3 separate regions of the Homo sapiens genome follow, and all the other regions are linked to region 2. Evidence: chromatin loops called from intact Hi-C (ENCODE). Cell type or tissue: endothelial cell of umbilical vein. All regions are shown on one strand.

Region 1 (2,500 bases), 160 kb after region 2:
TTGAGAATGTTGAGACTTGTTCAATGACATCCAGCTCTAGAGTGACAGAATCAAGTTCAAATCAAGGTCTATCTGATTTTAAAGCCTAAGCACTTTACTGTAATAACCTCCTAACTTGCCCCCTTGGTGTGAGTATATAGTTGATAAACCCAGTCCTCATGCAGGCACTGATTTATTTTCCCCAGTGACTCTTACTTAAAGGTACCTATATTTTTTTCAACCACACTATGGCTCCTCGCTGTGCATAGGATCAAATATACACTCAGGCCACTAATGAACTCCTATTACTTTGCCTAGTCAACCAAATTTCCCACTTTTTTTTTATGATCTACACAATCTCCTTACCATCCTGCTCCCGCTAACCCTTTATTAACTATGCTCATTCCTGGGGAAACATCTCAGTTCTTCCAAAACTCCTCCGAACTTCAAGTCAAGTGCCTCTTAATGATGAAGTCTTTTCCAGCCAGCACAGCCCACAGTGATTGCACATTCTCTGAAGGTAGATGAAATAGTGACTGAATGCAGTGGCTCATATCTGTAATCCCAGCAGTTTGGGAGGCTGAGGCGGTGGATGGCTTGAGTACAGGAGTTCAAGACCAGCCTGGGCAGCATGGCAAAACCCCATCTCTACAAAAAAATACAAAAATTACCCAGGCATGGTGGCATGCACCTGTAGTCCCAGCTACTCAGGAAGCTGAGTTGGTAGCATCACCTAAGCCTGGGAGGTTAAAGCTGCAGTGAGTTATGATTGTGCCACTGCACTCCAGCCTGGGCAACAGAGTGAGACTCCATCTCTTAAAAAAAAAAAAAAAGTAGTCTTGTTTGTGGTCTCATTATTTCCATTCTCAATTAGAAAATAAGCTCCTTGAGGGCAAGGATCATGTTTTTTGCTTCCTTTGTATTACCCACAGAGATGGATATAAATGAAATAATTTAGGAAAAAAAGATTAGAAAAGTATAAAATGCAATATAAATGAAGCATATTTTTCTTAATATTGCTAATGTTATAAACATTGGGATAATTTATTGTCTGGTTGGAATTGTGTACAAGTTCAGCAAACAACAGTAACTTGAGGGATTTGATAAATAAAACAGGCCCAGAGTTCTTCTTCCTCCTTCTATTTAATCCTTAACAGCACTGTCTTGCCTGCTCAGACTGAATGTGTTAGAGAGGCACCTACATTGTCCACTAGATGACTGGCTAGTTAAGGACATGGAAGGCCCAAATAATAGTTGCTCCATTTTACAGATGAGAGAAAACTGAGGGGTTCAGAGAGGTTAAGCAACTTGTACAAGATCACGCAGCTAGTATCAGAGCTGGAGATAAAGCTGATCTGTTTGCCTTCTCCAGAAAACTCTTTGAGACACATTGACCAATTGTTGGCCGCTTCAAGTGGATGTCCATTTCCTCCTCAATAGCTGCTCTTGGTGATGTCTCTGCTAAGAACTGCACCCATACTTTGGCTCTATCAATGATCCTGTTAGTTTAGCATCTCCTGAGTGGTGAGAAGCAGTCAAGTGCCCTGCCTCTGCCCTCTAGTGATGACCATGGGATGCACAACTCCTCCTGGCACTGTCTCTGAGGGACCTGTCAGTACCTTCTGATGTTGCCAGGGACCAGAGGCCACACAGACTAAGGCTACAGAAAGGTACAAGTCTCCTAGGCTTCCTTCCTGGGCTGTTCCTTGAGGGAAGTCTTGGGTTCTCTGGGCCCCCCACTCCTGCTGGTCCTTTAAGGAAGACCCACACATTCCTGACAATGACCAAAATCGGATAAGAGAGGGACTTGGTGATAGCCCCAAATTCCTTTTCAAGGAGTCAGCGAAAGCATCTGACTCAGAGTCCAGAGAACAGATGTCTGTTCTTAGCTTCCATGGCCCTTTGTTCATTGATACACACCTATGCCTGGTATTGTTATGAGTTCCAAAATGTACTTATTTTATGTGACCTTGAGCCAGTCTCTTAATCTCTCAGAGCAGTAGCATCCTAATCTGAAAAGGGAATGAAAATCTTCTTGCCTCGCCTACCTATAGGGATGTGATGAGGATCAAGCCCGAGAGCCAGTGTAAAATGGGGTGAGGTTGAAAGTAGCTCTCCTTCCTCTTCCAATGTCGACTCGGGGCACTAGAGCCTACGTGCAGACCAAGCCTCCAGGGCTGTCCACCATCTCAGTGTTCCTTCAGATAAATAAGCTCACCGCTCTGATTGGATGCTGGCTTACTTAGGACCACCAGTGCCTTTGGGTCAATTAGAAAAAGACATCATTTCCTCTGAGTGGGTATGGCTTTTGCCAGGTGCTCAGCTTGGTGGATGGAAATGGATTTCTCTTGGGGCAGGTGTTCTCATTCAGTGAATAACCACACAGCTAAACATCATGGTTTTGATGCCATCAGCTTCTGTTTATCCCTCTCTCTATTCCCTGAATAATCAAATGGATATGCTGATCACATTTAAAGGACACTAAATCATTACATTAGGAAAAAGTCAGCCATAAATAGGT
Region 2 (2,500 bases):
GATGGCATCTTATGTGGAAAGTACGTCCTAATCTTTCAAGATGTAAATATGCCAATATCAGCACCAGCATACAATGCCGGTTAGTTCTAACCAAGCTGTCAAGGGCTTTGTCTCCATTTCTGCTTCTGTTTTGAAAAGAACTCAGACTGCCAAGCAATTATGAATGTTCCTCCAGTGTTACAGGCTGATACTTGCAACTTGTTTTTTTCAGGTGGCCAAAAAAGGAAGAGGTCACCAGAAGGAGAGAGAACCTCTGAGGACAACTCCAATTTAACACCTCTGATCACATGACAGGGCAAAGCCAGCATTCACTGGGTGTGTGAAATTCCAGAGCTTTGGGGGAGAATCCACCCTCCCATCATCTGCTTCCCCCAAGGCCTCCCACAGGTGACAGAATGTTCTGCCTTCCCTTCCATCTCTTCACCCCTAGCTGTCAGTTTGGCAGATTTTCCCTCGTTACCTCCAGTTCGACTCAGAACCTTGACATGGCCATAACAGAAGGAGGTGCCTCTGATAGAACATGCTAGAAATGGTCTTTTCCACAGCATAGTCTGGGACTGGAAAAGAGATGTCTGACTGCAAGCTGACAATGCCACTCTGGGACCCCTGATGCTCTTCTTTGTTCTTTGGGTCCCCTGATGCCATAGGAGACCTATCGTCTTGGAACTTGCCATTCTTTCCTCCAGAACAAAATGTTAACTTTCTAACACATTTCATGCATAGCTTGGCTCAGAAGGTGCCATTGGCAGACAGGCACATGGGAGGCTGGAGTAGGAGGTCTGAAGATTAGTTCAGGGGATGGACCAAGAATTTCCCCCAGAGCTTTAAAGAAGTGGGACTCAGCCATGTTGGCGCGTGATTGACATTACAGCACAGAAAACTGTTAGTGACTGGTTTCCTGTTAGATAAGGGTTCCAGCAGCCTGGGGCAGTATGTCTCAGCTGGAATGGAAAGAATGTGAGATGGAACCTCAAGTCACTGTTTTTACCAGGGACACATCTGTTTTGGCTCCCAATCAGCAGTCTTCAATCGATCAATAATTCTGCTCTGGAAGAGAAGGAACAGGGAGCAGAGAGACCCAACTGGGAGCCAGAGATGGAACTTCAGGTCTTAAGTGCAAATCAAAGCAAAAAACAAACAAAACTTACATGGAAAAACTGTAAGTGCTGAAAGCAAGTTTAGCCATGACAAACCAAAGAGTGCCCAGGTCAGCCAAGAAAGATACATAATCTCATGGGACTTCAGTGGGAGTTACACAGGAATGTTGAAGAATCATTCTTCTTTTTCATGCATTTGTCCTTCTCCCACCCCCTTACTACACCCTAGCAGATCAGCTGAGTGTACTTTATTCCAAGAACTTACTGGATCTCTGGTTTTTCTCCTGAAGTTGGGGCAGGTGCAATTCCAAGCATAACCACCAGATGGCAGAGTGACCGCGCATACCTGCTTCCAAGAATAAAACAGTTCTGAAAAGCAACCGCAAAGCCGGGCGCGGTGGCTCACACCTGTAATCCCAACAGTTTGGAAGACCGAGGCGGGTGGATCACTTGAAGTCAGGAGTTTGAGACCAGCCTGGCCAACATGGTGAAACCCCATCTCTCCTGGGCATGTAGTCCCAGCTACTCGGGAGGCTGAGGCAGGAGAATCGCTTGAACCTGGGAGGCAGAGGTTGCAGTGAGCTGAGATCACACCACTGCACTTCATCCTAGGCAACAGAGCGAGACTCTGTCTCCCCCCGCAAAAAAAAAAAAGAAAGAAAGAAAGAGAAAAGAAAAGAAAAGCAACCACAGCCAGCCTTAGGGAAAACTTGGAAGTAAGTGAAATTTGTCTTCAGAATAACTATCTCCCTTTCTGATCTGTCTCCTACTCTTTAGATGTTCTCAGTCAAGTACTCACTGAACTCATTGATCGAGTGCTGTCTGCTAAATCTCCAAACCATTCCCAAACCTTTCCCCGTAGTATACCATCCAGCTTCCCTCCCCTTCCTCCAAAACCCTCCCTCCCACCTCCCCACACCCATTGAGTCATTCACAGGCAGGAGGGAGACTGATCATTCCTCTGGGTTATCTGCATCTCAAAAGAAAATGCTTACCCACAGGAACTGTTAACTCAGGGGTTCTTAACTTGGGGTCCATCACCCCAGGGGGTCCATAGTTGGACTTCAGAGGGTCTATGAAACCCCTAAAACTGTCAGTATTTAATGTATTTATTCTTGTATGTTTTTTCCAGAGCATTAAAGCTTTCATAAGGTTCTCAAAGGTCTCAGACCTACAAAGAGTTAAAACAAACAGACAAACAAAAAAAAACACTACTATTTTAAATAGTGGAACTTTCAGCCCAGCGTTTCTGCAATGCAGAGTGAAGTGGATACTGGGCAGTTCGAGACAGGTTTTTAATCATAAGTGGTCTTTTCAAATGTCCATCAATTGATGGGGAAGGCTGGCACCCACCAAGAAGTGGAAGTCCTCAGAAATTCTCGGCACACCCTAGAGTATTGTAC
Region 3 (2,500 bases), 170 kb after region 2:
TTTTCTTTTTTTAACTTTTTTTTTTTTTAAGACAGGGTCACACTCTGTCACCCAGGCTGAGTGCAGTGGCGTGATCTCAGCTCACTACAACCTCTGCCTGCCATGCTCAGGTGATCCTCCCAACTCAGCATCCCAAGTAGCTGGGACCACAGGCATGCACCATCACACCCAGCTAATTTTTTGTAGAGATGAGGTTTTGCTCTTTTGACCAGGCTGGTCTTGAACTCCTGAGCTCAAGCAATCTGCCCACTTTGGCCTCCCAAAATGTTGGGATTACAGGCATAAGCGTGCGCCCGGCCCAGAATATTTCCATCACTCCAAAAAGAAACCCCATATTCTTTAGCAGTTACTCCCCATTCACCCTTTCCTCAGCCTCCTGGCAACCATAAATCTACTTTTTCTTCCTTTTTTTTTTTTTTTTTTTTTTTTTTTTTTGAGACAGGGTCTCACTTTGTCATCAAAGCTGGAGTGCAGTAGTGGACCAATCATGGCTCACCGCAGCCTTGAATTCCTGAGCCCAAGTGATCCTCTCACCTCAGCCTCCCGAGTAGCTGGGACAACAGATGTGCTCCACTATGCCTAGCTAATTGATTTATTTTCATTTTTGTACAGTCAGGGTCTCACTGTGTCCCCAGGCTGGTCTTGTACTCCTGGCCTCAAGGGATCCTCCCACCATAGCCTCCCAAAGTAGTGGGATTACTGGCGTGAGCCACCACGCCGGCCCCACAGTTATTTTCTAATATATATCTCTGCTTCCCGCTTGCCACAGCAGAGAACTCAAGTAAGGTGGTGTGGATTTTCTTTCCAAAAATCTTACTATTTCTTTTCCATTATGTAATTATGTGCTTACACATTGAGAGGAACTATGGTTTAAGAGCCCGTGGCCTTGGAAAAGTCACTTAATCTCTCTAAGCCACCGTTCCATCACCCATTAAATGAGAATAGTAATAATAACACCAACGATAATAAAACCTAACTGTCAGTGTTGTACGGAGGAACACAGTATGATATGTAAGCATTACAGAAGTGCAGCTCTCACTCTTCATGAGTGAAAGTACTGCCAACATCCAGATTACCACGAGAAATAGAGTTGATCGGAATATTTTCAAAATTCTCCGCATTCCAGCCAACTGTCATGAATTAGTAAGGGCTGAGCACTGACCCCTCCACCAGCCTATTCCCTCGCTTTTTCTGGGAATCCTTAATGACTTGAACATTGTAGAGAACAACCACTAGGGGGCGCACTTTCATCACTGGAATGCCTGGGTACCATTTCCCCAGTTTCTTACCAGTACATTTTCCCACCAAACCTAAGTGTTAGGGAAGCTTGCAGGTGGAGGGAAACCCACAGTCACAGGCTCACAGTTCCACCCTTTTATGGACCTCCTCTTACTTGCCTCCTTCCCTTCTCTCTGTCTTAACTGGTGGTATCAGTTCACCTCTCTTGTAGTAGCAGAGCTTCACTAAACTTAGCCAGATATTTCCAGAAAGGAACATTTTTTTTTTTCCTTTGTGCACTGTGCGGATAAATGCTGTTTGTTGTTTCAAAGTATTGACCAGGCTGCTGTGGAGAACTCTTTGGTTCGAAGGACCGTTTTCCTTGCTTTGACCCAACTCAGAGCGGCTCCCAAGATCAGAAACAGTCTCCTTGTTACACTTTCTCAATCTACCAACTTCTTAAATGGTAGATTTAAGACCATTGACTTTGGTGGTTTAAGACCAAAAGGTTGGTGGTTTAAGACCATTCCTTTTTTTAAAAAGCTTTTCATGTGGGGGTGTGGGATGTATGTCGAACTTTCTCAATCTTCTATGGATGATACTTGTAGCCAAATCCTTTGCTTTGGTTCTCAGACTGAGAAGGCTCCCCACTGCTTCTCTTCCTGCTGATAAGACCTCTAAAGAGCAACAATTCTCAAATTTTAGTATAAATAAGAATAATATGGGAGTTCACGTCAAAAGAGCAGATTCTGCCACTTCATACTCATCAGGATGGCTATTATATATTTTTAAAAAAACAGAAAATAACAAGTATTGGTGAGGATATAGAGAAATTGAACTCTTGTGCATTGCTGGTGGGAATGTAAAACAATGCAGCCACTGAGGAAAGCAGTATGGTGTTTCCTCAAACAATTAAACATATAATTACCATATGATCTAGCAATTCCATTTCTAGGTATATACCCAAAAGCATTGAAAGGAGGGACTCGAACAGATATTTGTATATCTGTGTTCATAGCAGCATTATTTACAATAGCCAAAAGGTAGAAGCAACTCAATGTCTACCAACAGCTGGATAGATAAGCAGAATCTGGTATATGCATACAATGGAATATTATTAAGCCTTAAAAAGGAATGGAATTCCAATACGTGCTACAACATGAATGAACCCTGAAAATATTATTCTAGGTGAAATCAGCCAGACTCAAAAGGACAAATATTGTATGATTCTACTTTTTTATTTTTAAATTTTTGTTTTTATTTATTTTTTTTTAGAGATAAG

Evidence for each region. Peaks named below come from ENCODE experiments on the same cell type or tissue, not always from the same donor. Only the 100,000 strongest peaks of a DNase experiment are listed, where the experiment ranks them.
Region 1: a loop joins it to region 2, with 4 times the contacts of the local background. A loop is called at or near these places in 13 of 110 quality-filtered maps.
Region 3: a loop joins it to region 2, with 7 times the contacts of the local background. A loop is called at or near these places in 6 of 110 quality-filtered maps.

What each region holds. Positions count from the first base shown.
Region 1 is chr10:99,546,621-99,549,120 of GRCh38, forward strand. No RefSeq gene overlaps it. Among named protein-coding and RNA genes, the nearest start is that of NKX2-3, 15 kb to the left of the region's middle. In endothelial cell of umbilical vein, no CTCF peak of the experiment used is centred here; a DNase peak (open chromatin) is centred at 1,521; H3K27me3 peaks cover 461 bases.
Region 2 is chr10:99,391,226-99,393,725 of GRCh38, forward strand. CNNM1 (cyclin and CBS domain divalent metal cation transport mediator 1) reads left to right here. Exons shown (of 11, transcript NM_020348.3): 11 at 212-2,500. The coding sequence ends at 291. Among named protein-coding and RNA genes, the nearest start is that of GOT1, 38 kb to the right of the region's middle. In endothelial cell of umbilical vein, a CTCF peak has its summit at 1,383 (motif pointing right); DNase peaks (open chromatin) are centred at 946 and 1,406; H3K27ac peaks cover 514 bases.
Region 3 is chr10:99,559,483-99,561,982 of GRCh38, forward strand. No RefSeq gene overlaps it. Among named protein-coding and RNA genes, the nearest start is that of NKX2-3, 28 kb to the left of the region's middle. In endothelial cell of umbilical vein, a CTCF peak has its summit at 1,231 (motif pointing right); no DNase peak of the experiment used is centred here; H3K27me3 peaks cover 265 bases.